Regions from separate parts of the Mus musculus genome. Here regions 2, 3, 4 and 5 are each linked to region 1. A link is a loop called in an ENCODE intact Hi-C map of the cell type or tissue named here. Cell type or tissue: left cerebral cortex. All regions are shown on one strand. Links, peaks and the distances in the headings refer to the core of each region. The heading gives the core; the rest is flanking DNA. Region 1 holds the start of Asb15 (ankyrin repeat and SOCS box-containing 15). Region 2 overlaps Wasl (WASP like actin nucleation promoting factor). Region 3 overlaps Wasl (WASP like actin nucleation promoting factor). Region 4 overlaps Cadps2 (Ca2+-dependent activator protein for secretion 2). Region 5 has its middle 12 kb from the start of Hyal6.

What was found. A loop is a pair of places that touch in the nucleus more often than their neighbours do. Peaks named below come from ENCODE experiments on the same cell type or tissue, not always from the same donor. Only the 100,000 strongest peaks of a DNase experiment are listed, where the experiment ranks them.
Region 2: a loop joins it to region 1, with 4 times the contacts of the local background. A loop is called at or near these places in 30 of 42 quality-filtered maps.
Region 3: a loop joins it to region 1, with 8 times the contacts of the local background. A loop is called at or near these places in 31 of 42 quality-filtered maps.
Region 4: a loop joins it to region 1, with 4 times the contacts of the local background. A loop is called at or near these places in 6 of 42 quality-filtered maps.
Region 5: a loop joins it to region 1, with 7 times the contacts of the local background. A loop is called at or near these places in 15 of 42 quality-filtered maps.

What each region holds. Positions count from the first base shown.
Region 1 is chr6:24,526,846-24,533,279 of GRCm38, reverse strand. Asb15 (ankyrin repeat and SOCS box-containing 15) reads right to left here and starts at 5,136. Exons shown (of 10, transcript NM_080847.3): 1 at 5,011-5,136. Ndufa5 (NADH:ubiquinone oxidoreductase subunit A5) reads left to right here and starts at 5,590. Exons shown (of 5, transcript NM_026614.3): 1 at 5,590-5,754; 2 at 5,963-6,007. The coding sequence starts at 5,734. In left cerebral cortex, for the core only: a CTCF peak has its summit at 2,966 (motif pointing left); a DNase peak (open chromatin) is centred at 2,925; H3K4me3 peaks cover 446 bases.
Region 2 is chr6:24,609,423-24,615,856 of GRCm38, reverse strand. It overlaps Wasl (WASP like actin nucleation promoting factor), which reads left to right. Exons shown (of 11, transcript NM_028459.2): 11 at 1-2,047. Among named protein-coding and RNA genes, the nearest start is that of Lmod2, 15 kb to the right of the region's middle. In left cerebral cortex, for the core only: no CTCF peak of the experiment used is centred there; DNase peaks (open chromatin) are centred at 1,754 and 3,318.
Region 3 is chr6:24,624,426-24,630,859 of GRCm38, reverse strand. Wasl (WASP like actin nucleation promoting factor) reads left to right here. Exons shown (of 11, transcript NM_028459.2): 5 at 912-935; 6 at 3,998-4,166; 7 at 5,764-5,806. Among named protein-coding and RNA genes, the nearest start is that of Lmod2, 30 kb to the right of the region's middle. In left cerebral cortex, for the core only: a CTCF peak has its summit at 3,000 (motif pointing right); a DNase peak (open chromatin) is centred at 3,008.
Region 4 is chr6:23,488,755-23,495,188 of GRCm38, reverse strand. The region is part of intron 8 of Cadps2 (Ca2+-dependent activator protein for secretion 2); the gene reads left to right. Among named protein-coding and RNA genes, the nearest start is that of Gm38775, 80 kb to the left of the region's middle. In left cerebral cortex, for the core only: a CTCF peak has its summit at 3,162; a DNase peak (open chromatin) is centred at 3,160.
Region 5 is chr6:24,718,448-24,724,881 of GRCm38, reverse strand. No RefSeq gene overlaps it. Among named protein-coding and RNA genes, the nearest start is that of Hyal6, 12 kb to the left of the region's middle. In left cerebral cortex, for the core only: a CTCF peak has its summit at 3,037 (motif pointing left); DNase peaks (open chromatin) are centred at 2,975 and 3,382; H3K4me3 peaks cover 221 bases.

The DNA.
Region 1 (6,434 bases), core at 818-4,817:
GTCTCCAAAGTTTCGTCTTACAAATGCTCAAAGTTGCAACGCTTGCACCTGAGTTACAGGAAGCGTCTCACAAGATCTTTAGAAAATTGCTAGAGACTGAATTCAACCAAATTATAAAAACAGAAACAAGCATGAGAAGTATAGGCCATTGGAAACACTCTACTATAGGACTAGTGACTGTATAAACACAGCGCCAGGATTAACAAGTAGAATGCTGCTGTTCTAGGCCCTGAAATCAGAGCTGAGTCTATTAATATGCTTTAGAGACAAGAGGGAAGTCAAGCGGTATTGGATGTCTCAGCTAGAGTGGTGAAGGTGAAAGGAGATACCCTGAATGATGTGGCAGATACTGGAAGTTCAAGCATATCTACATAAAAACAAATGCTGAGCCACTCAAGCTTTTACTGACATCTATAGACGAAGAGATGCAGAGGAGACAAGAGGAGAGATATCACATATTTTCCCCCATCAAGGTACTAACAGGCACTATACAACAAAACCAAAAAATCAAGGGAGGTATGGATATTAGAGTTATCCACTAAATTAAAAAAAAAAGTCAGCCCTCCTAAACACGTAATAAACTACAAATAAAAACTGAAGTATAGGAAAATATTTTTTAAATGGCCAGAGTATAGCTATATCTTTCATACCCAAAATGTAAACGAACCTCATTGACTAAGAGATTAACATATGCACATTATATTTTTACCTCTCTCCTTATTTTCTCTCTTTTGTGTCCTAGAATCCAAAGGACCCGGAACTAACAAGATCAATAAAAATCCAATGAAGAATCAAAGACTGAAAAAAAAAAGGAGATAAAGAAATAAGAGTGCATCCAGGTAAAATGAGACAGGGACCACTTGCACATTTTGTAGCCTGCTTGCTCCTGAGGAAGAAGTGAAATTCATTTCTCAAAACCTTGTTGCATGACATAAAATCTTTTGTGCAAAGTACAGAGGATTGAGGGGAAGAAGGGCTGCAGTGTCACCTTTTGGGAGAGGCAGGCAATGAAATGGCAAGGTAGGATGAGACACTGTGTAGGGGAGGCTTCAAATGTGGGCCGGTAGGCATTGATGCTCTTGGCTATGGGACTGCTCCAGAGTATACAGTAGGACAGTGCTGGGATGTAGGCAACATCCTATGTAAACACAAATAAAACAGTGTTTCCGGGGCCTGGTCCCCACCCCTTTCCTAACATTATCATCTGGAAAGTTGTTAGAAACTCACAGTTAGGTCTTACCCTAGACTTCAAAACCCTGAAAAGCATCAGAAACTTGGATTGGGGGGCTGGGGGCGGTACAGTTTGGGACAGGTATTGGCTGAGGTCCAGCATTCTCTGTTTGAATAAACCTTCAGAGGACTCTAGTTCCCTTCAAGGTCGGCGTGTCAGTGCCTTGGAAGGTATCTGGGTTAGTGAGCTACTTAGAAGTAGTTTTAAAGTGTTGAGAAACTTGAACAGTGTAGGGAGAAGTACTCAGCCAGCCAAACAAGAGAAGATAGGGTTTGGTGGCCAATTTTCCACATAAGAAACAACAGATAAAGTGACTCCAAGGGACATTCTGGGAGAGACTGAATGAGTAAAGAGACTGAGCACTGAATTAAGAATCATTGGAAATAGATTTGTTTTATTTTTCATGCATCTTCAAAATAAAACTTTCATTTGTTTGTAATATCATCAGAGATTTATAAAAGTGACTATTGAATAAAATTCAGTTGGAATCATATGGCTAAGTTTGTAATTTCCTTCCCTTTTACCCCTCCCTACCCCTCCCCCCTGCCCCCCAAGCAAAGCAATGACAGCTTTTTGCTGTTCGGTTAAATTAGTAAGATGTAAACATGCTAAAACTAATTTCAAACCTCAAGGGACAGGGAGAGACGTGTAAGCACAAAGCACATCTGCCAGAGTGAGGAGAGTCGGAGGCAGGTTCCAATTATATTCAGCTTTGCCTGGTCCTCTCTTAAACAGTCTGTAAGAGGGGACACGATTACTAAGCAGAAGCAAGCCCGGAGGGCTCACACGGGTCCAAGAATGACAGCATGCCCAGCAGCCTGTTGTGAAAGGAGGGAATGAAAACCACCAGGAGGAATCACACGGTGTGAAAAAGGGAAGCACCTAGGAGCTGGCCAAGATTTAACCATGCCCCATCAGAACGCATTGTCCCTCACAGATACATTATTTGCTGCATCTTTCTAGTTGTCTAAATCACTTAAGTCTTTTTCTCCAGGCCATACTCCCTGCTGCATCCTTGGTCTTGTAACTGGGAAGTTACAAGAAACAGTTTTGTTTGGTTTGCTTCCCTCCCAGTTTCCCTAAGAGTCTCTTGGCCAGCTCCCCACAGCCAACAAAAACAGCTATGCTCTTAAGATATGATGTATAGTCCACTTAATTTCCTTCCTCCCCATCCTTTGGTGTCGAGCTGCTGTGAACATTCCTGCCATACCTCTTGCTCAGCAGGATTACACTGTAATATATGCACCTTTCTCCAGCCCGTTCTCATTCTAGGTTCTGACAACGCACTGACTCCTTTAACACCTTATTTCTCCAGCCCCGTAAGTCAGTCTCACAGTCTGTATTAAAAATGCATGTGATGGGACACACTTAAGTTACATACAAAGTCACAAGATCGAGTCTTCTTTAGTTACTGACTGCTATTAGCTATGATTGTTTGAATGCCACGTGGGCTTTGAGTCCCTGATACTTTGAAACGGACTTTCTTCCCCCACCACCTACACGATGCTGAGATATTCTGGGCCAGACTCTTTTATGCTGTACGGACAATATTTCATCACAAAGACTGTGCCAAAACATGTAAAAGAACACACACACACACACACACACACACACACACACACACACACACCCCAAACAAAAAACAACCAGCAAAATCCTCCATTATCTAAGTGATGGAAGATTGTCATTAACTTTTGTCACCACCTGCTGGTCAAAAAGCTGTATGGCTCATGGATTAACTGGACCCGGAAGAGGCAGCATTTGAGATGCTTCAACTATATTTGTATCACAGGATTATATGTAGCAGAGAAAGGACAAGTTGTTTAAATATAAAGACTCCTAAGATTATTTCTTTCTTCATTATACGTTATATATTCTGTTTTATTTAATATTGTATACTACAAGCAAGGAAGCTCTTAGACCCCAAAGCTATGTTCACTATGACATTTTGAGGTAGTGGGGGAGAATATGATTACACTATTTACCCAGGCTTTCAAAACATGTGGATTAGTATGAGAATTCCACCCTGTACCATTGTAAAAGCTTATATATAATTTTAGGAAGAATTAGGGAGGTTCTGATGTTTCTTAGCCCCAGTGGTTAACCCAGATCATCTTCATTTCCCTGTCACCTCTGAAAGCAGGCACCACACTGTTTTGTTACCCCATTGTACTGCTCTTTAAATGTCTTGACCAGTGCTGTTAGTAAACATAACATTTTTGTTATTGTTTCTTTCTTTTTTTTCCTTAGTGGAAAATTTCCAAAGAAGTAGGCTTGGCTAGAGTGAAAGGTGGGAGAATGCAGTTTAGTCAGAGCGATCTGACAGTTGAAGGTTTTTCATTTATCCACGAGATGCTCTGGTTAAGTGATTTTGGCCTTGAAACTGTCCAGGGAACAGGACTCTGTTCTGATGAGAAGGCTAGGCTGATCTCATGTCAGGCTTCAGAGTGGCAGTTAAGGAGACTAGGCCTAAATCTTTGTTTCCAAGAACTGGGCAATTCCAAGCAAGTCCAGGCCTCAGAAACTGTCCTGCCACCTGGCCTGAGGCAAGGACAATGAGGTCAGCAGCAGTTCCCAGACCTCCTCAGCTACTTCCTCAGCAACAGCTTCCAGCCCCCAAGATAGTAAAGGAATGTCCCTAGAGATGGAGTAAGATAAGGGTCATCTACCCCAGAATGCCCTAATGTGCTTTAAATCAGGCCTGTGAGTACACTTGCTTGTCTCTCTATCTTGGTAATGGGCGATTCCAACATGCTGGACTTCTGCAGAATAAAACACCTTGTGCTTATATACTATTAGAGTCTGGAGTATCATTCTTCAGTGAAGCATGGATGCTTACACTGACTGTTCCTTCAGGATGCAGCATCCTTTAGCTGGTTCTGTGTAACAACAGTTCTTTACTCGGTCTCACATTTCCACATAAATACCACCCTCTCAGAGACAGGCTGTGCCCTGCTCATTCCTTTTGAAAATGGTCACACTGGACAATTTTACTCATTAATTTTGTTGAACCTCTTTCTGAACAAATGGTATGAGAGAAAATCTCCAAGTGGTTAACTTAATGACTCAAACAGGCCTAGTTAGGTTTTGGAGAGGGGTGTAAACTGTCTGGTTTGGCATTGTTATCACTTCTGGTACAAGCCAGGAATGATAAGTTATGTCCCTTCGGGCAAATGTCCTCACCATTACCTGGGCACCAAGACACTCTCTTTCAGTTGTTTCTCCTAGTTTTGTTTGTTTGTTTGTTTTTGTTGTTGTTTTGTTTTCCTCTGTTGAATCAGAACCCTGGATTTCATTAACTACCTAATTTTGTTAAGATGGAACCTCTCACGATAAAGCCTCTAACCACTGAGAAGCAGAACCACAGGCTCCAGCTCAGGTTGGAGGTTAGAGGGCCTGAAGAGCAAATTCTGTAAGATGTAGTAGGTCGAGAGCTTGGCTCTAGTTCTCCTGCCTCAAACTCCTCTCTGGCATTTTCAAACTTTCCTAAAATCCGCCTTTCCTAGAACTGGGACATTTACTCCTCTGGGTCGGCCATACAGTGCACTTCTACCACCTGCGAACCCAGAACATTCTATTCTTGCAATGTTTGTTAATGCATTCCTAGATCCCCTTCTGATATCACAGATGCCACGGGATGTGTCCCTTTATAGCGAATTCTACTGTCTCTAGCTTAGAATACCACTAGCAAGCTTTCATTCAGTGTGGCCCTCTACAACAGGTTGGTTCAGAAATCTACTTATTTTTGTACCGCATGGAAGCAATCCGTTTTGTAGTACCTCATAGCCTGGATCAGTCAAGTCTGTCTACTCTCGATGTCTTTAGCAAATACTGCCATGCAGACGCTTGAATCCAAAGTTACAAAGAACACATGCATCTTTTATAAAGCCATGATTCCACATTCTAGAACACACTCAACAATGACAGATGTTCTTGGGATCTGGAGGGACAGAGAACAGGGACTATGACCTCATAAACACCCACTGGAACAAAGACTACGACTTCATAACCTTTCATTCATCAGTCTCCTCAAGAGAAAACGGATGCATCAGATGGTTAATTCCACTTTATAATTTCCACTTATGAGTATGCATTCACACACGTGGAGGGAAAGCATTCTTCATGGTGCTCAGGCCTGCTTCCACCCTCATTTCCATAACCTGAGGAAGTCCGGGTAAAATAGCAGTCGAAGGCTGAGCAAAATCAAAGTCCCTGCAGTGACTACGTTGCAAGTTTTTCCGTAGCGTAGCGCTTTTCTTAACCTTTAGTACTCAGAGACGTCAGTCGGTCTCTACTACACCAAAGCCCTGCGTGGAGCCGCTTGTGTGAGCTGCGCAGGCGCAAATCTACCTCTCCTAGGTGGGCGGGAGCTGCCCCTACCCAGCCCGAGCGGTTGGAGCCAAGAGTGTTCTTAGGTGACTCAGGGGCAGCATCGACGCTCGATTGAGCGGGCTTGGGAAAGGTTCCCAGAGGGCTGTGCGCTGGAGGCGCTGGACGCTGTCATGGCGGGCTTGCTGAAAAAGGTGAGCGTGTGGAGGTCACCGTGATGCTGCGAATGGGGACCGTAGGCAGCCGCGTCTCCCTCATCGGTGGGCAGAGACGCTAAGAGGAGGGGTTGGGGGAGTGTTCCGCTGTCCTGGCAGGGGGCGACAGGGTGCGTAGTTGTGTCGGGAGGGTCGGCTAACCAGGGGATTACGGTAAACATCACGGTCCTGTTTTGTCTCTGCACAGACAACTGGCCTGGTGGGGTTGGCGGTGTGCGACACTCCACACGAGGTAAGTGCGACTTTTTGTGTCGTCCTTCTCAAGCAAGACTGTGATCGACCGAACTTGCCCTTGCAAGATTAACGAGACCCCCGTGAGCTCTGGCCTCCGGGGCAGCGCTGAGCTTCGCTGACCCCGTGGCATCCTTTTTGCAATGCCTCCTTTTGCCTTCGCCGTGACCTCTTAATTAAGACGCGTTTCTTCACGGCATTCTCTTAGCGTCAGTGGTGTGGAGTATTCTCAGCTCCCTTCAGAGTCGCATTTTCATTTTCCATCCTTTCCCTACCGACATTTCTGCCTTGCCTTTCGCACACTGGCTGACCCTGTCGTCCTCATGGTTGCCTCCTTCGGTATCCATTGGGGAAACATAAACAACAACCAAGACCAAACAAACCTAAACAAAACCACTGTGATTTATCCCCCCTTTCAGCAATTGCAC
Region 2 (6,434 bases), core at 1,225-5,224, 82 kb before region 1:
TAGTTTCTTTAGCCCCTTCATTTTGAATATGATGCCACATATGAATGTTGAAGCTGATACATTGCACAATTCTCTAGACACCACTCACTACACTAATGCAGTTTTTCAAATTCTAGTATTATGTGTTGCTTAAGATCACTACAGAGATGCTACTGAAGAGAGACGGTAGTACAGCTCTCTTGCAGTACTGCCTGCCGTTGGTAAGCAGTGGCATCCGAAGGCAGGAACCCTGATGAGCCCTCACGTGCCTGTCCTTGACCAAGGTGACTTTTATGCTGTGGCAACTGTGACAGGCTATTTTTTAGCAAAGAGTTAGACGTTTGTTATCATGCCCCAAAATAGTTTGAGGTAACATTTTTGGAGGTAGCTTCGTGCATCATAAACAACTTTCGTGCTCGTGTCTGACTCGAGCGGTATCAGAACAGGGCTGGGATGGAGTCTTCGTGTTTTGCACCCTGTGCATTGCTATATTCACAAGTACCAACTGTAGGAGTCAGAGGTGTTGGCAAAAGTATGCATGAATGCTAACCTTTGCACATACTCTGTTTTTACTTTGATGGCTTCTCCAGGTTTTTGTCAGGTACCACATGTAGAATTACATTTTTCTTAAAAGATTGATCATCCAAATGGCAAATTTCTTAGAGTCCATAACTGATTTGATAGATTTTTCTTTTTAAATAAAACTTCACAGCCTGCACAGTTGTTACGCATACTACATGGTATGTTACAATTAGGGTTTCCTTGCCTCTTTACAGTACACTAATCCGCCTAAAGGTGGCTGTTTGATATTTACCGTGATAATTACCTTACCTACCTACCTACTTTCAATACACTTTAGGTAGCCGATTATCTGATTTAAGTGCAGACACACTTTTCTCACATTGAGTTGTATGCAGAATGTAGCTTCAGATGTATTCATTATAGTTACAATATCCAACTAAAAAGTACGCTATCTAGAAGTATACCGACCAAAATCTAGTATTGACATGATCTTGACAGGCTGGACCTGTGAGATATGGTTTGAATTTTAACCAGTTTATCACATAACCTCTAGAGACCATGCATCTAGTTATTGTCAGGAATAATTTAAAAGGTTTAGTCGCCAAAAGCAGTTAAGTGGTGCAGTAAGATAGTTAAGTTATTCAAAGAGTGTTACCCTCCTTGCAAGAGTAACTGAAGCACATTGGAAAGATTCTCAATTTTGTGTTTCCTGTAAAAACAGTGCTCTCTGCTGCTAGGACCTTTTTTCTGCTTCCTGTCATTTTCATGTGGCTTGAGCTCTGAGACGTGCGGATGAGGCTGGACAACTACTACCCATACAATTAGGGGGTCAAAATAACTTTAAATAAATAGCATCGGACTTTCATATTTTTCTTTTTGACGTGGAGAAAACATTTTCATGCCTAAAAATGTCTTTGAGATAATGCCAATTCTGATGTCCCTTACCTTTTGGCCAAGAAGTTTGAGATTTTTTCAGCTAATTTGTTATTTGACCAGAAGTTGTCTGGGGAGACTGAGTTCTTTGAGTTGCATATAAATGGGGGTATATTATTTGCCAAAGGTAAAATTGAGTTTATTCTTTTTCATACAGAAATGGATTTTGCTTTTGTTTGCTTTTTATTTTTGTGTAAAATCTAAATTCCAGGAGCTATGGGGTTCATCCAGGCATGAAGGCTAATCCACTCTGAGTAAAGTGTCAGTTGCACAGCTCCGTCCTCTTCTGTCTTGCACTGTGGGTGGCACTATTTATTCCTGTGCGTCATCTGGAAGCCTCACGGATACATCCAGCTATGTGCTTGTCTGGTAGCCTTTGCGTTTAACAAACTAGCATGAGGCCTTTCATATCTAAATGCTGTGTGATAGACAATTTCAGCTAGCCACATATTGTATTATGAAATTCATAAAGATTTTCAATCATTCAATTTCATTTATCAACTGAAATTTTGTTTAGTATGTGAATTTTTTTTTGAAATGTATAGTAAATAAGATGTTGCACTGGTGGCAATTCATCATGGAACATAATAAAATTAATTTGACCCAAATAGTATAAAATAGTGTGTCTCATTTGTTATTAAGATGTTAAAATAAGTAGAAAATTTTAATTGTCTGGCCAAGAGTGCACAGAGTGCCAGGGAATGTTTGAGGTTCCAGCACTACATGTCCTGAGAGGGAAAGTGTGTCATTAAGTAAACCCGCTGAGTAAAAGAATTCTGGGAGACCTGGTGACAGTTTAGCACCTGCCGTGAAGTCATTGTGGTACAGAGCTTCTACATAGAACACTCACAGTTCAAGCTCACGCTGGTGGGACGCTTTCAAACCAAAGATGTTGAAGTCTTCCTGATGGACTGATACTAGGAATTTAATAAATCCCAAACAGTGGTTCGTGCGGGGCCTAGTTCTCAATAGGCAGTATTATGGCCATGTTGGCAGTGGTGGCCATTTAAGCCAGAAGCATAGTTTTTGGTAAGGGTGACATTTTGTCCCTTGACCCTGCCCAAGTTGGAGTCTGAAGGTGAAGCTGTGCAGCAGTCCAGAGTACAGACACTACTCCTTTCAAGAGCTTTGTTCTATAGAAATGTTTTTGTGGTACAAATGTGAACACTTAATGTATTAAACTGTTAAGAGAACTGTTGTAAGAGTAGTATGCCTTAGAATTATCCTGTCCTGTTACATGTGTCTAGACAAAGAGCCCTACAGTGACACCTTTAGAAACAGGATAACTATATCTTACTACAATATATCCATAAGGAACTGTCTAACAGGGAATCCTCTATAGAAAAGCTGAGTTGTACATTGCTTGACAAACATCTCCACTCTACGGTAGGGTTTTCTCTCGTTATCTCTTGTCATTTAATACAGGCTTTTAAAAAAAAAAAAAAAAGAAAGAAAGAAAAGTTGCTCGAGGTTGGAGAGACAACAGAGGTTAAGATCACTGGCTCTTCCAGAGGCCCCAGGTTCAGTACCCTGTACCCACATAGAGGCTCACAACTGTCTATAACTCCAGTTCTAAGGGATCCCACAAACTATTGGCCTCCTCGGGCACCAGACTATCACGTACACAGATACACATAACCAAAACAATGAACACATAAAAATATTTTTTAAGAGATTTAAATTGAGAAGACATTGGAGAAAGTTTTGGTAAGCAGCTCATTACAGATCGAGGGAGCACACTCTCTTGATTTGTATAGGTTTGTGGCTACAAATTCCACATCATCTGAGTGCTGATAGAAGCCACTAGCATCTGCCCATCTCTGCCCTGAAAAAGCTGGAAGCGTCCGCCTTTGCCTGGAACATGTGCTGGTGTTTTGGCTCGGTGGTGACAGTCATCCTACATTGCCCAGACATTTAGTCATCACAAAGTACTTAGGAGTTGAAATGAGGTTGGGCTTTTGAGTGTGATAATCCAAATCATTAGTTTCTTTGTGGGCCTTCTTAGTGGGCAATGTTTTTACTTAGACATAAGTATTCTATAAACTCTTAAACCTACCTGAAAGAAAAGTAGTTTGCAGAGTGAGTATCTGAATAATTTTTAATCAGCAGAGGCGCTGTCAAAGACTGGGAGTTCTTCCAAGGAGCCCAGGAACAACATGGACATTTAAACCCAATGTCCTAGTTTTACTGAGGGAAGGGACATTCTAATTCGATTGCATGCACTTCTAGTTTATTAGAGAAGGAACCGGGAAGTAACACATGCCTTCTATGTCATGTTAAAAGAAACCAATGGGGTCAAAGGGATTATACTGGGAAGTGTCTGCTGGGAAGCAATACTGATTATGTTTAGAGGTTTATGGAACCCCGTTAGCCAACAATAGTAGGCTTTTGGTTTAGGGCAGCATGTGGTACCTACTTGGGGTACTGTCCCCCACTTTACTCCATTTAAATTACTTTTATATATGTATAGTTTAGCAAGCTTCTCCAGAGGTAGGTTTCCAAATGGCTTTCTCTGAAGGCCTTTAATGTTGTTACCCCTCCCCATATTTTCTCTACACTCCCCTCCTACTTCCTCCCCATCCATCCTTCCTATTCCATTTCCCCCCTTTCTCCCTTTATAACATGATGACTAGTTAATTTAGTAGGGAAAAAATAGGCATGTCCTCATAACTTCCCAAGTGTCCGTATATTTTTTAAACCAAAGGCAAATGTGCTTGAATACACATTTGACTTACAGTAAGCAAGCCATTAGAAGTAGTCACTGTTATTGTATACTGAGAGTAAACACCAGAATAAACTCCCGGTCCATGAACTAACCTCCATAGTAGTGATTCTCAACCTTCCTTATGCTGTGACCCTTTAAATACAGTTTCCATGTTGTGATGACCCCCAACCATAAAATTACTGTGTTGCTACTTAACTATAATTTTGCTACTGTTAATGAATCATACATATTTGATATGCAACACCCATAAAAGGGTCATTTGCCACGCCAAAGGGTAGCAACCCACAGGTTGAGAGCCCGTGCTCTATAAGCTCACAGTAATACATCAAATTCATAAGATCATATTTAATACTAATCCCACAGGGGAACATTTTTGAGAGTGAGGGTGTTAAGTCTAGGTCTCCACATAGCTGTGGCTGCCCTACAACTATGTAGACTAGGCTGCCCTTGAATTCAGAGATCTTCAGCTTCTACCTCCGAAGTGCTGGGATTGAAGGCATGTACCACCACACCCAGACTACGGAGGAACCTTTTAAAATTGCTCTGACTCTTAGCCCGTTTTAGGAATTTAGTAAATTACCTTGACCCAGGATTGGAGGTGTGCTCATGACCAAAAAAGAACAACAGAAAGACACTCATTAGTGAAGTGAGAACCAGGTGATTGACACTAAATATTAGATATACATCAGTGTGTTAGTTTCACATTAGCAAAGATAATTCCTGGTGTACATTTTTCTCTTAGCATCCTTGAGGTAGCTTATCCTCTCTTCAGCTGTAATAATGAAACTAGCAGAGGTTAAATAGTAAATCAGTGCAAAGCTGGGTCTTGACTGCACTAGGACCTTGGCACAAGTGACCTTCGCTATCATCGGTGATCTAGGTAAGAAATGGAAACATCACTTCAGTGCCTTTAGATGTAAAAACAAAATGCACCAGAAGGCTAAACCAACAGCCTGCAACAGCGAATGGAAGGGAGTTCCAAGGTTCTATGGCCCAGGTTATTAGGATGAGTGGATTGTTTATTTTTGTAATTATTATTTTTAAATACTTTTGTCTTTGATCCGATCATCCCTGGCCCCTTTCTCTCATCTACCACAGTTAAAACATCTCTCCATTTGCAATACCAGATTAGGTAACTCATGTTTGAGTAATCTCAAATGCCGAATAATAGGTTACATAAGAATTGCATAAGAATATATTTGGAATTTCCTCAGGGTCCTTCCTGTAAATTTAAAATAAACTGTGACAGTATATCTTAAGAATTTCTTACCAATTCGATAATTTTTATCATCTAAATGCCAGTTTTTACAGAGGTTTGGTTTCATCTGTTTCAGCCAACAGTTATTTAATTTGATTTTGATTTGGGGCTTGTAAGGTTCTTTTTGTTATTGATTGGTTGATTGGTTGATTGATTGATTGATTGAAAGGCAATTTTTACTAGTGACTCTCTATAGGAAAATGACTTAATTCATCTCAAGTTCTGACAGCTTACGATTGCGGTCAGGTGCTCTAGGTGTCCGTAGAATCTCCGGAGCTTTTTGGCAGCATTCAGAGAAGTAATGTTGATAAGGGCCTCAATTCCCCTGAAGTGTTGAAAAGGCAGAAGCCAGAGAAGGCTAAAGTAACTTCTAGACGACATTCATAAATAGGTATAAACAAATGTGACTTTCTTCTGACTTTTCTCTTTTAGTGTAATTTATCTGCTAACTCTCCATCTGGGTCAAGGAAAGGACTGCTGGTTGAATTTTCTGCTCTCTTTAATTTCATTAGTATTATTATTATCATTATTACTGCTTTTTAATCTTGGGTAATGGCATTCTAAACCCTATTTTGGATGAGGATTATTCTGTGATAAACTTTCAAAAGACAACTTGCAAATGTGTAACCTAAAGTGACTCTAGACCATTTGTTGCTGTTTATGTAACAGTGAGTAATGGGTCATCAGATTTCATTCAGAGAGAGAAGTTAGCACTCGTGCCAATGACGGCTCACTCTGATGAGAGTGGATTGGAATGCTATTCAATTGGGAGCCTAATTTTTAAAATTTAATTCTATGACTCAAAAATGTTTATGTTAGCAAACATTCACATGGGGGTAATTTACCCAAAGCTAATTACAGAGTTTCGTTTGGGAACAAAGTCGTCTAAAATCCAGTGTAGGAGAGCCAGTCTCAAAAGTCTTAGGTGCAAATTTATTTACTTAATGATTTCAAAGCATAAGGCTTTTAACATAAGGTAGCTTACCTCAGGATGGCTTCTTTTGAGAACAAGGTTTT
Region 3 (6,434 bases), core at 779-4,778, 98 kb before region 1:
AAAATTATATTTGTTTAAAATTCTTTAAACCAGCCAATCATGGCTGTGCATGCCTATAATCTAAGCACTTGGGAGGCAGATGTAGGAGAGTTCTATGACTTTGTTGGTCAGCCTGACCAACGTAGACATTTCTCGGTCAGACAGTGCTAACTAACCCTGAAAACCGGCCTCCAACAAACAAAAAATTGTTGAAGTTTGCTTTGGGAGAAGTGTCATTGTCTCTTGCATTATTCAGTGATTTCATTTTAGACCTGTGTGTGTGTGTGCGTGTGTGTGTGTGTGTGTGTGTGTGTGTGTGTGTGTGTACCCCTCAAATGCCCCTTAATTTTACCTGTCTCTCCCCATATTCCCTCCCACTACCCTTCCCATCCCCACTGGATCCTCCCAGAAAACCCTACCCATCCATTCATAAATATTTATTCTATTTTCCTTTTCTAATAAGATCTCTCTGTTCACGTGTTAGTCCCTTACTCAGGAGCTACCCTCTGGTTCTTTGTATAAACCGTGGCTTGGTTGTCATTAACAGCTACTCTCACAGAGCATTAGTTTCTTAGGCTGCTGTCTATCTCTGCACACAGTACTTTGAGTGTAGATTCTATCATGTCACTGTCCTCCCACCTCAGGACTACTCCAGGTCACAGCCTTCCATGTGACAAATCCCTGATAAACTTGTTAACCAGCTCCTTTCCCTGTGTCCTCGACTCCGGTCTTTATGGCATCCCTCATACATACTGAATAAGTTTTTTTCTTTTATTTGGATGTCTTCATACTTATCTTTTTCAGAAAGATCCCTTAATCATCTACACATTACCTCAAGAGTAAGAGTTTAAATGAAGTATATTATAAAGATTTTACTTTTGTTAGATATATATGTCTGCTTTTAATGCTGGTTTTATTTTTAATTCTAACAGAAAAAAGACGAGATGCTCCAAATGGTAAGTTTTTGATGATTATTCACAAATTTTTTTAAATTACAATTTAATTCTTATAGAAATATGTTTATGTATTAATACTTAATGGTTATGATAAAAAATAGACTAATTTGTTCTTATTTTCAATTGTGGAATGATAGGCAAAACTTAGAAATGTACTGTTCTTAATTTGTTTCCTAACATGAAGCAAAGGTGTAGTGTGAAGGTGGGTATTATTATTCTCTATGTACTCTCAAGTTTGTTGTTTAGAATCGGCATGTGCTTGAGTCTTTCTGAAAGGTATTCTGTTTTATTTGGTGTATATGTTCATTTCTTTTCAAGATTTTAAAACACTTTCTTTGTAACATAATTTTAATATTTGTCATGTGTTACATGACACACTTTTTAAAATGAGAATTTAAGCATGAAAATGTGTTTAGTGCTAACTGTACTTGCATACAACCCCTCTTGAGTTTGGTAATGAACTCTTTAATGTGATGAATAAATTCTGCTTTCCTCCTACTCCATGTGTTTTTTTCTGGAGAGAGGACCCATCGCTTTTATCACATTTGAATGTGAGCCTTGTAAATTCCGATTGCTTCAAGAACCTTAATCATAAGAGGGCATGTAGTTGCTGATTTTTAAATGCATCCCAAATCTTCCCTCAGAACTTAAAAAGATTATTCAGGGAAATTTGTATAATACAAAGTTTTTAATGTAGAATGACTGTTGGTAATTATTGAGGTCTGTGCTCTTTACACAAAAATGGATTGCTTTTCAATTTTGAGCTTAAGTCTATTTTCCAGATACAAAAGATGAACCACAGACAGATGTATTATTATTTAGCCTTTTAATTTTTTAATGAGTAATTGCCTTCAATATTGTTTATTCTGTACCAAAGTTTGATATATTTGTCTTTTGCGTGAAAATATTACTAATAATAACTTACAGGGCTATTGGGGGATATAAAAGATAATCAAAATGCTTAGCATAATGATCAATAAACGTTAAATTATTGTCATTTACCACCTGCCAGGCATTGTTCAATAATCTTTTGAAGTAGCTCCTGTTTTACTCCTGGGTAATAGATGAAAAAAATAGGCATATATAAATAAATTGTTTCACTATTAAGATTGGGGGAAAGTTCTTCCCCAAGTGGCCTGACTCATGAGTAGGCCATAGTCACTGTTATGTTAGATGACTAAAGGAGAGCCCAGCTTAGAAGAGAATGAGTAACACATCTCAAGATAGGAATCTGGTATGTGGCAGAGGCGAAAGAAACAGCTGAGCCCTGAACTGTTCATCTATGAGCCTTTAATGCAGTTTAGAAGTTTCTCTTAGTAGATGTCAGTATTGTAATGTTGGGATGTTCCTGTGTTGTGTTTGGTATGCACATATTGAGTACTAGTTGTAAAGGCCTTGGGGGGGGGGCATCTAATTTTGAAAAAATAACTTGAAATATTAATAGATGCGTGAATCATATAATTAAAAAATTTGGAAACATATTTCAATATGCCCAACATTTATTTGTAAATAGGCACCTAGTTGCTGTGATACAGTTTGAATATTCCTACTGAGTTACTCACAATTTTCACGTCTTTCTTAGATTGTTCTTGGGTAGGTGAGTTGGTGGTTGTTTTTGAGACTGTCTGTTTACACAGCCCTGACTTTTCTAGAATTTACTTGTAGATCAGGTTGGCCATGAACTCACAGTGAACCACTTGCCTCTGCCTCTGCCTCCTGAGTGTTGCCATTAAAGGCTGCTTAAGTTTTTAGTTTTATAGTTTTAGCCTTTGGTGTAGTAGTACTAACTTATTTTTATTAAATAAATGAGGAAGGTTTTTTGTTTCTATTTTTTCATAGTACTGTTAAAGGGCAAAATCATGCTGCTAGTATTGCCAATATATTCGTCCTTTTCAACTTATAAAGATATATAGTATACCAACATATCACATATATAGTAGTGAGTGATGAGGTGCATTGTGGGAGTTTTCTTTTTGGCTTTTTTAGTCCAGCAAGTTTTGCTCTCTCCATTGTAGAGAGCAATAGCTTTGATATTTTAGCTTTACTGCGTTTTGAAGTGTCACCACTAGGTGGCAGTGGATACCTTACCAATGGTTTGCTCTGTTAGCTTATCAAATCTTTTTAAAAAAACACTTTATGGGCTGGGGAGATAGCTCAGTGGGTAAGAGCATAAACTGCTCTTCCGAAGGTCCCAAGTTCAAATCCCAGCAACCACCCATAATGAGATCTGATGCCCTCTTTTGGAGCGAGCGGAGCCAATCGGAGCAAGTCCTAAATTCAATTCCTAACAACCACATGAAGGCTTACAGCCATCTGTACAGCTACAGTGTACTCATATACATAAAATAAATAAATAAATCTCTAAAAAAAGATTCAAACCAATGCAAAAGTCTCAGCTTTGATTCCTATCACTAGTAGTGATATTTTGAAACATTTTGAAAATTGTCATTAATGTAATGAACTCAAAGGAAACTTGGCCTGAGAGAAGAACTTGTCAGAGAATTGTATATTAAAGAATGTGTTGACAAAGTTCAGGAGATGATAAGAATTTTTAAGTTGAATGTGTTGTAGAATGCATCATTCAGTTTCACTCCTAGAGATATTACTAACATTCTCTAAAGTCCTTAGGTGCTCTTACCATTCGATCTTTGCAGTTCTCAGTGTTAGAATTTCTTGCACTTTAAATATTTTTATATAATTAAAGGCTTTGTGCCTTCAGATAGCCAACTTTCATATATACTCTTGGGAAAAGATTAGAGGACTTAAGTCTGGCAATTTGGGGGGGAGTGTTAGCAAAAAAATTTTATAGCTTTTTAAATAAATTATAGGTAAATAGGTTGAAATATAGCTTTTCTGCTATATATATCATTTTATCAGAATTACAATAAAAAACAACAAAGGATCACTTTAGTTAAGTTTTATATATAGATCAGTGTACTTTATAAGATTTAATATTAAGTTGTAAGTAAGCAGCCATAGGTTAAGTAAGTTATAAGTTATGATTCCATAAAATTATTTTCATAAATTATATGCCTCTCATACCATTTTGACTCTCTTTGTAGGTCCCAATCTACCCATGGCTACAGTTGACATAAAAAATCCAGAAATCACAACAAATAGATTTTATGGTTCACAAGTCAACAACATCTCCCACACCAAAGAAAAGAAGAAAGGAAAAGCTAAAAAGAAGAGATTAACCAAGGCAGATATTGGAACACCAAGTAATTTCCAGTAAGACTCATCTTTTGTGTTCTCATCATTTAAAAAAAAAAAGTAAAAAAACTGATCTTGCTATACTGCCTAGGCTGGCCTTGTGTTTGGGATCCTCGGCCTCAGCTTTCAGAGCAGTATGTGGGATTACAGGTGTGCACTACTGCACCCAGCTTGATCTTCATTCTTTTTGTGTACTCTGGACTGCTCTGAATTTTTAGCTTCTTATACAATTTTGGTTTAAGAGGTTCTTGTTGTTTGGAGCTAAGATGAAAGGATGGGCTATCCGGAGACTACCCCACGTGGGGATCCATCCCATAATCAGCCACCAAACCCAGACACTATTGCATATGCCAGAAAGATTTTGCTGAAGGGACTCTGTTATAGCTGTCTCGTATGAGGCTATGCCAGTACCTGGCAAATACAGAAGTGGATGCTCACAGTCATCTATAAGATGGAACACAGGGCCCCCAATGGAGGAGCTAGAGAAAGCACCCAAGGAGCTAAAGGGGTCTGCAACCCTGTAGGTGGAACAACAATATGAACTAATCAGTAACCCCAGAGCTTGTGTCTCTAGCTGCATATGTAGCAGAAGATGGCCTAGTAGGCCATCACTGGGAAGAGAGAACCCTTGGTATTGCAAACTTTATATGCCCCAGTACAGGGGAATAACAGGGCCAAGAAGTGGGAGTGGGTGGGTAGGGGAGCAGGGTAGTAGAGGGAGAGTATAGGCAACTTTCAGGATAGCATTTGAAATGTATATAAAGAAAATATCTAATAAAAAAACGAGGTTCTTTGTTTTCTGTTGTTGTGGTAGAAGAGTCAACATAAAAACAACTTACAGGAGTAAGTTTATTTTGGTTTCTTTTCTAGAGAGGAGGTCAGCCATCGTGATGGAGAAGCTTGGCTATAGGAGTATGAGAGCCGCCTGGCATTGGGATGCAGAGAGAACAGGAAGTGGGGGTGGGCTATAAAACAGTCTGTCACCAGAGATACATGCTCCTAGCAAGGCTCTACCTCATAAAGGTTCTGCCACCTTCCCAATGACACCACCAGCTAGGAACAGAGTGTTCCAATACATGAACCTATGGGGAACATATATCCAAAATATGGGAACCATGTATATGTTCATCTGTTTTGGGAATTTGGTGGGGTTTTTGTGTTATTGTTGTTGTTTCTATTTTGCACAGAGAGAATGAATGGATTAGGAAAAAGTAAGAACTCCAAAGGAGCTGGCTTCCAGGGAAGAACACCCATGTGTAGTCCTTTCTAATGGTTGGAGACATCTTGAGACAGTTGTATCTTCTGGGTCACCCAAGCTGGCCTAGAATTCCAAGTCTGTAGGCATATGTATACAACAAGCCAGTCTTGTGTCATAAATCTGACAGTTTACTTTTCTATCTGAAAAAATTAGATGTAATTATTTTTTTATTTAATTCTTGAAAATAAAGGGATTTTTTTTCCACTTTGATGTATAATCAGCAGGAGGATACCTGTAAGACTTGTCTAGAAGCAAAAGAAATTGAGCTGTATGCAGCACATCTCAAGTATCTTTATGCATTATTTCACAAGCCCTTGTCTGCATTTGTTTTCTAATTTTATCTGTTTTCCATGTTAGGCACATTGGGCATGTTGGATGGGATCCAAATACAGGTTTTGATGTAAGTATCTTTTTAAGCTATATTTCCTATTGCTCAAAATATATAGGAATGCTATGGCTTATCTTGGACTTTTTTATTTACAGTTTTTAAAATATTGCTTATTAGAATTTGAATGTGCTATATGCTGCTGAGGTTTGAATTCATAGTATTGTTCTGTCATAGTTGCTAAGTCCTTTAAGGGAAAATTTTTGTATTCCTTCATTTTCTGCTTTGAATGCATAGAGAAAAAAGTGATTTTTCTTTTTTTTTTTTTAAGTAATGATCTCAGAAGAATATCAAATTTTGGAAAAATAAGTACAAATTCTTAGTATCTAGTTATAAAATAACCCAGTTTGTTTCTAAACTGAGATTAAACTTTGAGGTACTACCAAGGACCTCTGGGCACAGCAAAGAGGTGGAATAGATGAACACAAGAACTGGTATTGAGTGGGTTAATAAAAATATGAATAGAATGCCCTCTTTGACAGCGTGGAAGAGAGATGAAATACAATAGAAAATCTCTCATGTTTATCTTTCATAATAGAAAATTTAGTGTTAGCATTTAAATCACATAACCATTTTAAAAGTCTGAGTTTAATTTCAGAAGGACACAGGTAAATTATAAGTTTTGCCATGATTGTTTTGAACA
Region 4 (6,434 bases), core at 1,332-5,331, 1.0 Mb after region 1:
AAGTCAATAAAGTAGGAATGGGAACCTGTTGGGAATAATCGCTGGTTTCATCTGGGGCAGCTTAGTTGAAGTCACACTCTACATCTGACATTTGAAGTCAAGGGGAAGTCAGCAGGTGGCCAGTGAGGAAGAAGGGCATTTCTGTCATATGACAAGCACTTACAAAGGCAAGAGTTCTGAGAGGGCTTTTAGCTAGTGGTGACAAGTTCACTGCAGTTTGCCTGGAGAGCTCTGAGACTAGAGACCGCTCTTTATCTGAAGTGCTTAGAGACTAGCAGGGTTTCAAATTAGACATCAAAGCATACATAAAAAAAGAGAGAGAGAAGCATGTTCTAGGAACTAGAATGCTTCTCTCTCTCTTTTTTTGCTGTATATCTCTTTCTCTTCATGGATGATACCATAAGAAATAAGCGTGTCCAGAAGCTGATTGAATAGGCCCGGGACAAAGGCTGAACATGAAGTAAGACATGAGCAAGTTCTATAGCACTGATCACAAGTAGAAGAAATCACTCTGTGCCCTAGAACCTTCGAGTGGAGAAAGACTCAAAGCAGGGAGCTCAGTCTAGCTGCATTGTAAGGGAGCTGTGGAATAGGGGTGTCTTTCCTTTACATTAAATACGAATTTGTTTTTTCTAACTCCTCCATTGAGGATGCTGTGCTCAGTCCAGTTGTTGACTGTGGAGCTAAAAGGATTTGCAACCCCATAGGAAGAACAGCAATATCAACCAACCAGAGCTCCCAGAGTTCCCAGGGACTAAAGCACCAACCAAAGAGTACACATGGAGAAACCCATGGTTCCAGCCATATATGTGGCAATGGCCTTGTCGGGCATCAATGGGAGGAGAGGCCCTGTGAAGGCTTGATGCCTCAGTGTAGAGGAATGCCAGGGTGGGGAGGTGGGAGTGGGTGGGTGAGGGAGCACCCTCATAGAAGCAGGGAGAGGAGCGATGTGACAGGTGTTTTTTCAGACGGGAAACCAGGAAAGGGGATAACATTTGAAATGTAAATAAATAAAATATACAACTAAATTTTAAAAAAGGTTTTGTTTTTTTATTTCTTTTATTTGACTAAATCAAGATTTCCGTAATGGTTCTGCAATTAATGTCTGCCCAAATTTGGTAGTGATGGGAGAAAATAAAGAGGATAATGTCATAGTTTGAAAGTTTAACTCTTAAAGCTCAGGGAATCGCCAAAGGAACCAGGAGTGTTCTGTGCCCTGGTCTTATAAGTCAGTGCCTCCCACTGTGAGGAGGCACTCGGAGTCATTTCTGGCCCCTCAGATATCTCTGCAGTTCATAGCATGAATTCTAGAAATGAAAATATTTATGCTTTTCATCTACCAGATTAAAGTACTTTTCATAATAGTGAGCCAGTAAAAAAATTAATATTCATATGAGAAATATTAGCTAAGCAGCCTTAAAGTGTTCAGCAGTGTTGTGAGACCTGTTGATCCCCATGAGCAGGAACAGTTGGAGACTCTTGAGAATCTCCTATGGCTCCTTCAAGTGCCTGTTTGGTAATAGATTTAAATATTCAAAATATTTTCCTTCCATCTAGTTATATACATAAAAATCAGATTTGACCAACAACTTAACTATACACATTATCTCCTAAGGTGCTTCCTACATGGATTTTACTCTACTCAATTACATTTGAAAATGAAACTGAGAACTGAACCTTTTCCCTCCTACATCCTAGATCATACACTAATGCAATTTTATATAGTGGGTTCACAGCATCTGCTTGAGATGGAGTTGTGTCCTCTCAATAAGTTATCCTAAACTGGATAATTAACAGATGAGTAATGAATAATACAACCAAATGATAAGCCAGCCTTGGAAATTAATTCATTTAAAATATGGCACCGTGTTAAACGACTTCAACAATAGCTAGAGAGTTTTAGGCTTTTTTTGCCTTCAGAGCGTTGTCATGTTTTGAAAGGAATCCTCTGATGTGTTGGTATTGATAGGTTCATACCTATCCCCCTTTTCAATAATATAGAAACAAATAATTCTTCTTTGTGTGTGAGGGCTCTTACCATGCATTCTGTTTTATTGATCTCATTTAGACAGCTCATGGATCAGCCCTAATTAGGGTATAGTTATGCATGTGTATGTAGGTGCATGTGCCTATGTGTACATGTGGAAGCCAAAGTCAGGTTAGAAGTTTTCTCTGTTGCTTTCTATCTTGCCATTGTTGGGTTTTGAGGGGTTTGGTTTGGTTTGGTTGGTTGACTAGTTTGTTGGTTTGGAGGGAAGATCTTTGTTTTAGTTTGGTTGGGTTTGGTTGATTGGTTGGTTGGTTGGTTGGTTGGTTGGTTGTTTGGCTGGTTGGTTGATTAGTTGATTTGGAGGGAGGATCTTTGTTGTTTTGTTTTGCTTAAGACAAGGTCTCTCACTGGACCTAGAACTCTCCATGTCAGGCAGACTAACTGACCAGTCTCTGGAGATCTGCCTGTCTACACCCGCCCCAGCACTGGGGTTATGAGCACACCATCACAAGCAGTTTACTTTTGGTACCATGTCTCAAGTCACCTCATTGGGTATTTTTCAGTGGCATTATCTACATCATAGGTATACCTCCAACTATTCTATAAAGTTTAGTCTTCTTTGAGTCTGCAAAGAATATACCTCTTACCCTGTGCAGTTAAGGGTATACATAAATATGAATACAGGCAATGGAAATGGCATTTGTGTACTTCATAGAGAATTAAAGAAGGAGTTATAAATAGGAAGTGATGTTTGTTTTTCAAATGCTATATTTAAAAGTATGTGGGTTTTTATATAGAAAATAAAATATATCTGACCTAAAGTACCTGATTCTGATAGCTAATCACTCTGTAGCTACATTTTATTGCCTTCTTAAATCAGGACTATGTGCAAATGACATGTGTTTTAACTTGGAGAAAATAAGCCCAATTATGCCACCCCTCTTTAAAGCCATACTGGATATTTCTGTAAGAATCATTAGAAAAATACTGGGTACATGTATTTTGGGGGACTATTTTTATAGAAATTAATTCTAGCAACTACTCTAAGACAAAACGGGAAGTGAATTATCCACCAGATTTTCAGTGGTCAGCATTCAGTCGGGCCTTTTCGCTTTTGTACATAGCTGGAGAGTCTAAGTGTTCTCAAACAAATGGACGTCACTTTAGCATAGCCTAGTGGTGAAGCAGCAGTACTAACTGGAAACTCAGAAATTCCGTCCTTGCTTAAGCACAGGGCTTTCCTAGTTCACCGGTTATTCACAAAGACAAAGGTAAGGTAAGATGGGACTAGTGAATGACATGACTGGCTGTAACAGTGTAAAGCTACGTTCAGTAAGGAGGAAGAAGGCCACTGTACTGCCTGTCAGATTTATGTAGAAGCACTGTAACAGTGAGCTGTCAGAGGTTTAGTTAAAAACGCAACAACATTATGAACTAATAAGTACCCGGAGCTCTTGACTCTAGCTGCATATGTATCAAAAGATGGCCTAGCCCGCCATCACTGGAAAGAGAGAGGCCCATTGGACTTGCAAACTTTATATGCCCCAGTACAGGGGAACGCCAGGGCCAAAAAGTGGGAGTGGATGGGTAGGGGATTGGGTGGGGGGAAGGTATGGGGGACTTTTGGGATAGCATTGGAAATGTAAATGAGGAAAATACCTAATTTAAAAAATAATAAAAAAATAAATAAAAACGCAGACACTACTGCATATGCCAGCAAGATTTTGCTGAAAGGACCCTGATATGGCTGTCTCCTGTGAGGCTATGCCAGTGCCTGGCAAATACAGAAGTGGATGCTCACAGTCATCTATAGGGTGGAACACAGGGCCCCCAATGGAGAAGCTAGAGAAAGCACTTAAGGAGCTGAAGGGGTCTGCAACTCTATTGGTGGAACAACAATATGAACTAACCAGTACCCCCACCCCCGGAGCTCGTGTCTTTAGCTGCATATGTAGCAGAAGATGGCCTAGTGGGCCATCATTGGGAAGAGAGGCCCCTTGGTCTTGTAAACTTTATATGCCCCAGTACAGGTTAACACCAGGGCCAAGAAGTGGGAGTGAGTGGGTAGGGGAGCAGGGCAGGGGAAAGGTATAGGGGACTTTTGGGATAGCATTTGAAATGTAAATGAAGAAAATATCTAATAAAAAATTTAAAAAAAAAAGAAGTTTGGTTAAAGCTTATTGCTCACTTCTCTAATAAAAATAAATAGAAATCTCTTGGTTATATAACCACAGAAGATTTTTATCCCTGATAATTAGCCAGGTAAAAACCTCAGCCATATGTTCTAGAGTTTCTCTTTGTTCAGCATCATAATTGATTTCTTAGATATTTATCTAATGTACAAGATAGTTTGCAATATTTTGAAATTGTGAAAAATAAAATTGTCCACTTTAGTTTACATCATAAATCTGTATCTGACAGTGGGCTCATCCCTGTCCACGGGAGGCAGTAACTCAGCTTCTGACAGAAAAAGAGAATAAAAGCCTTCCCTGCTCTAATTCCATGCCTGTCAGGACTCCAGGCTGCCCAGCATCCATGCTTACCTAACAGGAGATGCCCTTAGGCTTTGAGCCCAGGATGTCACAGCATGTAGCTTTCAGCACACCTTTAACATGCAAGCATCACATTTGCACAAAGGGAGATAGAAGTCTTCTGGTAAAGTGGTGTTGCCCACATCTGACTTAGACGGGCAACCTTCAGCTACTTAGGAAGATAGCAGCACAGTGCCTAGATTTGCTTGGTGGGTCCAGACCTTTCAGAAAGCATCACTCTTCTGTATGATATTTGCCAGAAGAAATTGATTTCTTATTATAATCCTACTTTTAGTATAACATTTCTATAAGTTCCATTATAGTTCAGCCATATTTCCCTTCGTTCGTGTGTGTGTGTGTGTGTGTGTGTGTGTGTGTGTGTTTTGCCTTCCCAGGTCAAATACCTTAGTCTGGATTATTCTGACTTCATGCATACCCTACTGCTTTAACTTCTGGCCAAGTGTTTGCTAGACTATCAAACAGATTGACTTCTTGTCAATATACAGCCACAGAAGGAAAGAGTCTGTGGCCCTCAATAGACAGCATATTTATCACATATTAGTGTGATGGAGAGGATATGCCAATGACCTGTTTCTCTTCTCAGATACCTTCAATGTCCATAGCATCTTCTGCATATTAAATTATTAATAATAGTATTTTCAATTTTTAAGATTTAGGAGCAAATACATAGGAATGGTAGAAACCCTTTAGATGCAGCTTTAATGGTCACTAAGGCAATCATTAAGCCAAAGGTTTTGATGTGTTATGGCTCTCCTGGTCTCTCCTTCAATAAATGTTTACTCTTAGACTCAAATTTCATCTTTTCATTATTTCATTTAAGATTATTTTTCAGGGGAAAGAACTTGACATGCATTATAACCAGTTTCATGCAACTAATAATTATCCCTTTCTCAGACGCCCTTTTATAGACACACAGATATATTAACTACTTTTCAGAAGGATAATGAAACAAGGATGTAATCTCATTTTATTTTATTTTCAAAGGCACTTGTATATAGTTACATGTCATCTTAATGTGAGATGTTAAGTGGATTTATAGAGGAAGAGTAGATACTAAATTTTATAAACAGCTAATAAAGAGAATTATAGTGAAATTGTTTTCATTTTCTAAATTGGAGCCTTACAATAAAAAGTTTGTGGTGTACACTGACATGATGTCTGGAAGTTTGAAAGCATGAATAATTAATTATCAGTCCAATAAATGTCTTGGGCTTACTTAATGCCAAAGCATTGTGGAAGAGGTAGAAAGCCTATAGAATTTATTTTTATTAAGCATCTTGTGTGTGTGTCTGCATGGTGGCCAGATGGATGGCAATACAATACCAGTTATGTATGGTCCAAACTAGGTCAGGATACAGTACACTTGGGGGTCAGGTCTCAGTTCCGTTACTAGCTTATGTAAGCTGCTACATCATCTTTTGGCTTCAGTTTCATTGTTTTTGAAAGATGACAGTGGACTAGAAAAGACAGAAGGCTCCTTGGTCCCAGAGATGTATGATGCAGTATAAGTCCTTTTGATCCTTGTAGGTACATGCTCAATTCATTCTACGTCCATGGGATGGACAGTGGCTACAGAGGGCTCTGGGGACAAGGGAACAGTTTGGGAATTTGAGTTCTTGTAAAGCAAAGGAGTTACGCAGATTAACTTTTATAAGGCTATGAAAAGTTTTTATTATATATAAACTCTGAAATCGTATTATTCAATTGACTATACTCTCAGTATTAAGAATGGATACCTATGAGCTTTAGAAGGATATTACCCTGAACAGAACAGAACAATCAAACAAAACTAGTGGTGGAAATTTCTCTTCTTGCTCCTGTAGATTTTCTGTAATATCTTGTGATATAGTATATAGTTTTAACTCAAAATGTATTTATTCTCTTAGTTAGAA
Region 5 (6,434 bases), core at 932-4,931, 190 kb before region 1:
AAGGAATCTATCAAAAGAAATTTTTAAATATTTTCAAAAAATTAAAAGAAAATGCACCTTTCAGGGGGAAGATTATGTCTTTATATGAAGCTGTGAGAAAAAATACTGGAAGCTGAATTTTTTTAAACCAAATTAATTACTGTGAAAAGTATAGTGGAGGCAGAGATGAGGTGGGACAGTCAAGAACGCTTTCCTATAGTGACATCTGAACTGGAATCTGAAGATTGAAAAGGAAGCAGCTTTGCAATTATTACCCTCACAGGAAAAGTTCCAGACACACGGAATAGGAGCAAATGTCCTATTGTGCCTGAGAAATATCAGGAAGACCTGTGTGGCTTCAGGTGTGGGAGGAAAGAAAAGGGAACACAGCAGCCATTAGGGAACACAACAGCCATTAGGGAACACAGCAGCCGTTAGGGCAGCAGTGCTCAGCAGGAAAAGCAATGGATTTAGATATATTTAACTCCTGTTCTAGGAACTGGACCCAGAAGCCAGAGCCTGTGCTCCTGGGCAAGCCCTCCACCTCTAACCAGTATGACCAACCCTACAACTTTATCCTAAGAGCACAAAAAGTCATCAATGTATTTTAAACAGATGAAAGATAAGATTCCCTTCGTGTTTTCAAAACAGAACACTGGTTTCTTAGTTTAAAAAGCAAAAGAATGCCAATGATACAAGGAAACTGAATGCAGACATCGAGTTGTCTTTTGATGGAGTTTGAATGATGGAGATAGAAAGACATAGACTAAACACCTATTTGATAAGAAAGTCAGCAGGATTTCCTGATGCATTAGACACAGAGTTAAAAGAAAGGACAGATTTAAAGACAGTGGGAATTAACTAAATTGTGAGGCCACTTATTAAAATGGAAGTGAGTGTGGGGAAAAGTTAAAACTGTGGGTAATCGGGTATTCTTTATTCACTATATTAAATTTCTTATGCTTTCAAAATATCTAAGATACAATGTCAGGCATTCTGGAAATTTTAAGTTAATTTTTCATTGAGCATTTATCAAGCACTTCCAGACATGTAACAGAAACATATTAGAATTCATATGTGTGTGTATATGTGCGTGTGTGTCATTTTACATACAACCATTCTAGCTTGTATTACTACCATTTCAGCTTGAATCTTCTATACATGAATAGGATAAAAACAAAAACTAAAGCCAGATATGGTAACACAAGCCTGTAACCTGGTCCCTCAGGAGGCAGAGGCAGGAGGATCAGAAATTGGCAGTCATCTTGGATTAAATAAGATGGTGCCTGGGAAAAAAATTAAATAAATTCTAATTCTGTTTTAAAATATTCTAAAATAGCATTTGATAAACACAAATATATAATACAAATTATATAGAAGGGGACTTCTATATAATTCAAATGTTCGGTCTCTCATAGGTCTCAGATCTTTTCTGCCCCTTCTTCAATAAAATCTGTTGTTTATTCATTGCTACTGCTGCAGTTGTTCTAGGGGCAGTAACTGAAGTTTTTGGCTATTGAGAGAAAATCTCATTGAACTCCTGATCTCCCTGACTCCACCTTCTAAATGCTGACTAAATAAGCCTTTTATCTTTATCACATTAGATCCCTCAACCTATTTACAGTACTGGAAATTAAACTCAGGGCCTCACATATACTGGACACACTGCAAAGAAGCTACACCTTAGCTCAGGGATGAACTGTTTAAGTAGAATAAGTGGAGGTCCCAAGAGCAGGGAAGAATCAAGGGTCTTGAGCGTAATGTTCTTAGCCTATTCATATTCTCATACAGTATTCTTTGCCCACATCTCAAGTTAATTTTATTTCACACTAAAGTTTATGTATAGGTTAAACTGTGTGTTCTTGCCTCAGTCATGGCCTGGTAATGGTCTTTTGACATCTAGGTCGAATGTTCCCTACTTACTGGTGGTCCAGCTAACTATTCAAAATGTGGCTATATCTCCCATGTGCTATATAGCTCCTCTGAAATATCACTAGGAATCTTGTTCTGCTGTGATGACTTTCGCCAGCAAGCTCTCCTGGTTGGTGCTCCAACAACTTGTAGATCAGTCTAAATCACTTCTGAGCAAAACCTGCTCTGGGAGGCCATATTGGCAGACTTTCCTTTCCCTGAGCAGGGCTGACTATCACAGGACTGCCCCAACTGGTATAGGATTCCAGCTAATTTGCTTCCTCCCTCATCTCAAATACTGAGTGGCAGAGTGTGAGAGTCTTTCTCCACTCTCCATGTTCTCTTCATTAGTTAAAGAATTTCAGGTGGAACCAAAAACTGTATGAGGGAAAACAACACACAGATACATCTGCTTCCCATTCTTCTCTCCTTCCTGTAATTCCTCTGAGTTCAAAAACCCTTGAGAAACCCATGAATGCCTTATAACCTCCATCTGGAAAAGAGACTTTCACTTGCACTATCATTTCATTGGCCAGAACTTGCCCTTTTATACCCATGTAATTATAAGGGGACCAGCAAGGTAAAAGACTAAAAGGAATGTCTTATTTATATCTGTCACAGAATCAAGAACATGATTCCCACACCCAGCCACCTGCCGCCTCCTAATTCCAACTTTCTTTTGCAACGTTGCTTTTAAGTACAAGATAAATATTATCCTTGGATAAAAAAAAAAAAAAAGCTCTACCTTTTGTGGTTGTAAATTAATATTGTAATATATCATTATGAATCTTTATTGGATTGAGGTCATTATCGATATATATTTTAATAAGATTTGTTATGCCACAACAAAATGCCTATTCTTATACTCCTTAGGAATAACATACAAAATAAATAGAAAGGTAAAATTTTTAAAAATCCAAGAGAGACTGAAGCTAAGCTTCTTTATGTGTTGCTACTGGCTGGCCAACTTCCACTGGCAGGTGTACAATTATAAAGCCCTATGGCACAACAGAGTCTTGGATAACAGATTCTTGCAACTTTAAATAGTACTAACAGACGGTAATTAAAACTCACTGTAAAATGTCCTTTCAAACATGGTGCTTCGGGAACTGCAGGGAGGTAGCGCCATCTGGTGGTATAATTTTAGACATTTGTTAAGATTCATATTATCATCAATAAACAATTTTTTTTCAAATTAAAAACTTTCAGAGAACTTTAGAATTGAGACTTGAGAGACAAAATCCTCTTTTCAAGAAACAGGATAAATAGAAGGTATAGAACGTTTTGACATCTGCTGATAGATAGAAAGTGAATCCCGCGTAAATCCAAACAGGCTTTGGTAATGATGGGATAATTGTAAATAGTTCTTATCAAACGGCAGAGTGCCTTGATTTTTAAGAAAGTTTACATTTAGACCGAAGTCCTTAGGTCTGTGTGATTCCTGGGTGAACCAGGAATTCTTAGGAAACGGCCAGCAGGGGGCTCTTCACACCTGAGGGATTTTGTTGTTGAGTTTGGTTTTAGGTTTTTGTTTGGGGTTCTTTAGGGGGACCCGGTGCTTGTTTCTTTGTTTGTTTGTCTGTTTGTTGGCCAATGCTAGAGAAGAGTGGCTGCAATTGTAACGAAAACAATACAAAGTCTCAGCGCTCTATTACTTTAGCAGACGTTTGTGTTGAAACTTTGAGAAATTAATCTTGAAATTGTATCTGATCACTGTTGACAATTTAAGTTAGAGTGGCTATGCTAGTTACCTAACTACCGGCCCACAGGTGCCTTTCCTCTGACTTTGTGCAATCTGTGTTCTGTCCTTATCGATTTACATACGTTAAAAATTTTGTATGGGTAGAAATCCATTTTCATGGATGGAATCGTGCATAATGGCCTCACCTGTGAACATCAATTTTAATTTAACACGATATTTTCAGACTCATCCGTGGTATAGAATGGATGTAATCTCATTCCTTTCTGTGATTAATTACTATTTACTTAGCTGGGTTCATGTCATGTATCCCAGGCTGTCCTCAAATTTCTGATCTACTTCAGACTAAGGTATGCTGTGCTTAATAAAGTTTAACCTTATCATGCCCAGTCCTAAGGACTGAATTTTTTACTAGGAAAGTAAGAGTGGATTCAAAGTCTTTATATTTAAGACTTTATTATTTCTGTGAAATATGTTCTGGCCAGTAAAAAGACAATATGGATTGCGTATAATTGCATTCCTAAAGTCATTTACAGAAGAGACACATAGGCACTTTATCCAGATTTACAATGAGAATAAAAGACAAACCCAACAATTAAAACTTATATTCTGTTCCAACAGTGGTGATTAAATGAGCAGTTACTCTATGCTATGTGGTTTGCTTGTGCAGCAGTGTAATTTATGCAAAAATAATTAGCATTTTTTCCTGTTGTGCTTTTATCAGTTAAAGAATGATGCTTGGTCTCTATGGTCTGGGTCTAATTGTTCATATCATGAGAGGAAGGGTAGAAGGACTCATTTCAAAGTTATCACTCAATTAAAAAATTAAAACTGGATTATATCCAAAAAAGAAAATAAAAATATAAGTTTGGGCTAAATAGCCTATTGATGGAGTTGATTCCACTGCTGAGAATACAAGGAGAATGTGAGTTTAATATGTAGTAATTTCTTTGAATTTTAACATTCAATCCTTAAGAATCAAGAAGCAAAACTTCATGGTCTAGGAAGGAAAGAATTCATGAATCTCAGGAAGTTCCTAAAATTTACCAAATTTACAAAATCTCTCTCTAAGGTTATAGTAAGCAGTATAGTATGCTGGAGAGTGAAAGGCTCCAACCTGTTAAACTGACTGAACATTGTATAGAAAACTCTAGGAATGCAATGTTCATGAACAGTTGTCTAACTGGTGTGAGCTTTTCAGTGACTCTACCTTTGAGTCATCCATGCTATACAAGTGACTCCTTATCCATTCTCCGGTAAGTAACCCCACTAAATTTATTGGTTTGCCAAGTGTCTTTGATAGAATAGTTTCTTTGGTCTGTCATTAGTTGGCTATCTAGGATGAATAGACATTTGTTCACACCTCCTCCAGGAAACTCAATCCACACAGTAGGGTTTCTTCAGGTCCTTAAACTCAGAACTTTAGAGGCAGTTAATTCTAGTATGGAAAGGGATGTTATATGTAAAGATGAGACTTGCCTATTTATTAATGTCTGTGTTCCTAAAATCTTGTATAAATGTCTGTGACTAAGCAGTCAACAACAACAATGACCAAAAAAAGATATTTTGAGTGGACATCACAATAATAATCCATGGAAGTCATCTCTGGTGTCTCAAATAGAAGCAGATTTCAAGCAGTAATGTATATTTCAAAGAATAAGCCACCACCCATATTTACAAAAGATGTGTACCTTCTGCCAAACAGATGAAGCCAAGGGATACTTGTCCACACACTCTCCCATCTTTCTAAGGTGGTATAAGTGTACAAATTTCATAAACTTCAAAGAAGATAACTCTCGTTAATAACTCATGTTGGACTTACCAATGAGGTTGATGCATTGTAAACGCAGGTGGCTTCCTTTAGGAAACAAAGACACACAAATTCTTTGCATCTTACATGCCAAGGGGTTCGTCATACTTTTATATACAAAGTAATTCAGTCATATCACACATTACCAAAGTTCTACTATCTCTTTTTTACAGAAAATGAAATTATCCCTTAAAGTTGAGCTCTTTGCTTATGTTCACACATGCTGTAAGACTTCCTAAATATGAACAATTTAGCATGTTCTGAGTTGTCAACATCATTAAACACAGCACAGATTATCTACATGCCTTAAAAACTAATTCAAAAAGTTTGTCAAATAAACAAATTATTACCTAAAAAAAAAAAAAAGCCAAAATGCATAATAGAATCTATCCTTTAAAATAAACAGACTGGTGTTACATGTAATATATAAAACTATATTTCATACATAAACATACCTCACATCAGTTGGACATAGAGCATATATAAACAATCATATCATGAACAAAATTACAAGAAAGGATTAAATGCAATAAATGCTGCAGGTGCTTAGGGTTTAATAATGGAGATGCAACATCAGGATTACTAGGTGACCTATGAAAAGACACTGTTTCTGATGCTGCTACCTCTTGTGCCCCTTCTAGATCCGTAAACTTCAAGATTCCTAACTTCTCTGTGCTTCAAATTAGCCCCTTAAATACCAATGATAGTCATATGCCCCTATCTTTAATATTATATATCCAGAAGTGCTCGTGAAACATAATGAGCTAAATAAATAAGAACTGTTTCCTCCTCCTCTCATGTGCCATGTCTTCATGATTCATAACACTTTTACATAAACGCATGTGCATACATACACACATAGGATTATACATATGCTTTTATATGTGGTTCTGTTTCTCTAGAGAACTCTAATACAACAGTGTTCCTAAAGAAAGAATTTAGATTAATAAGAAAATATTGAAGGCTATCAATCAAGAAGACTTCAAGATTTATTACCTATGTTTTTTGCTGGCTAATTTTTGAACATTTAAAAAG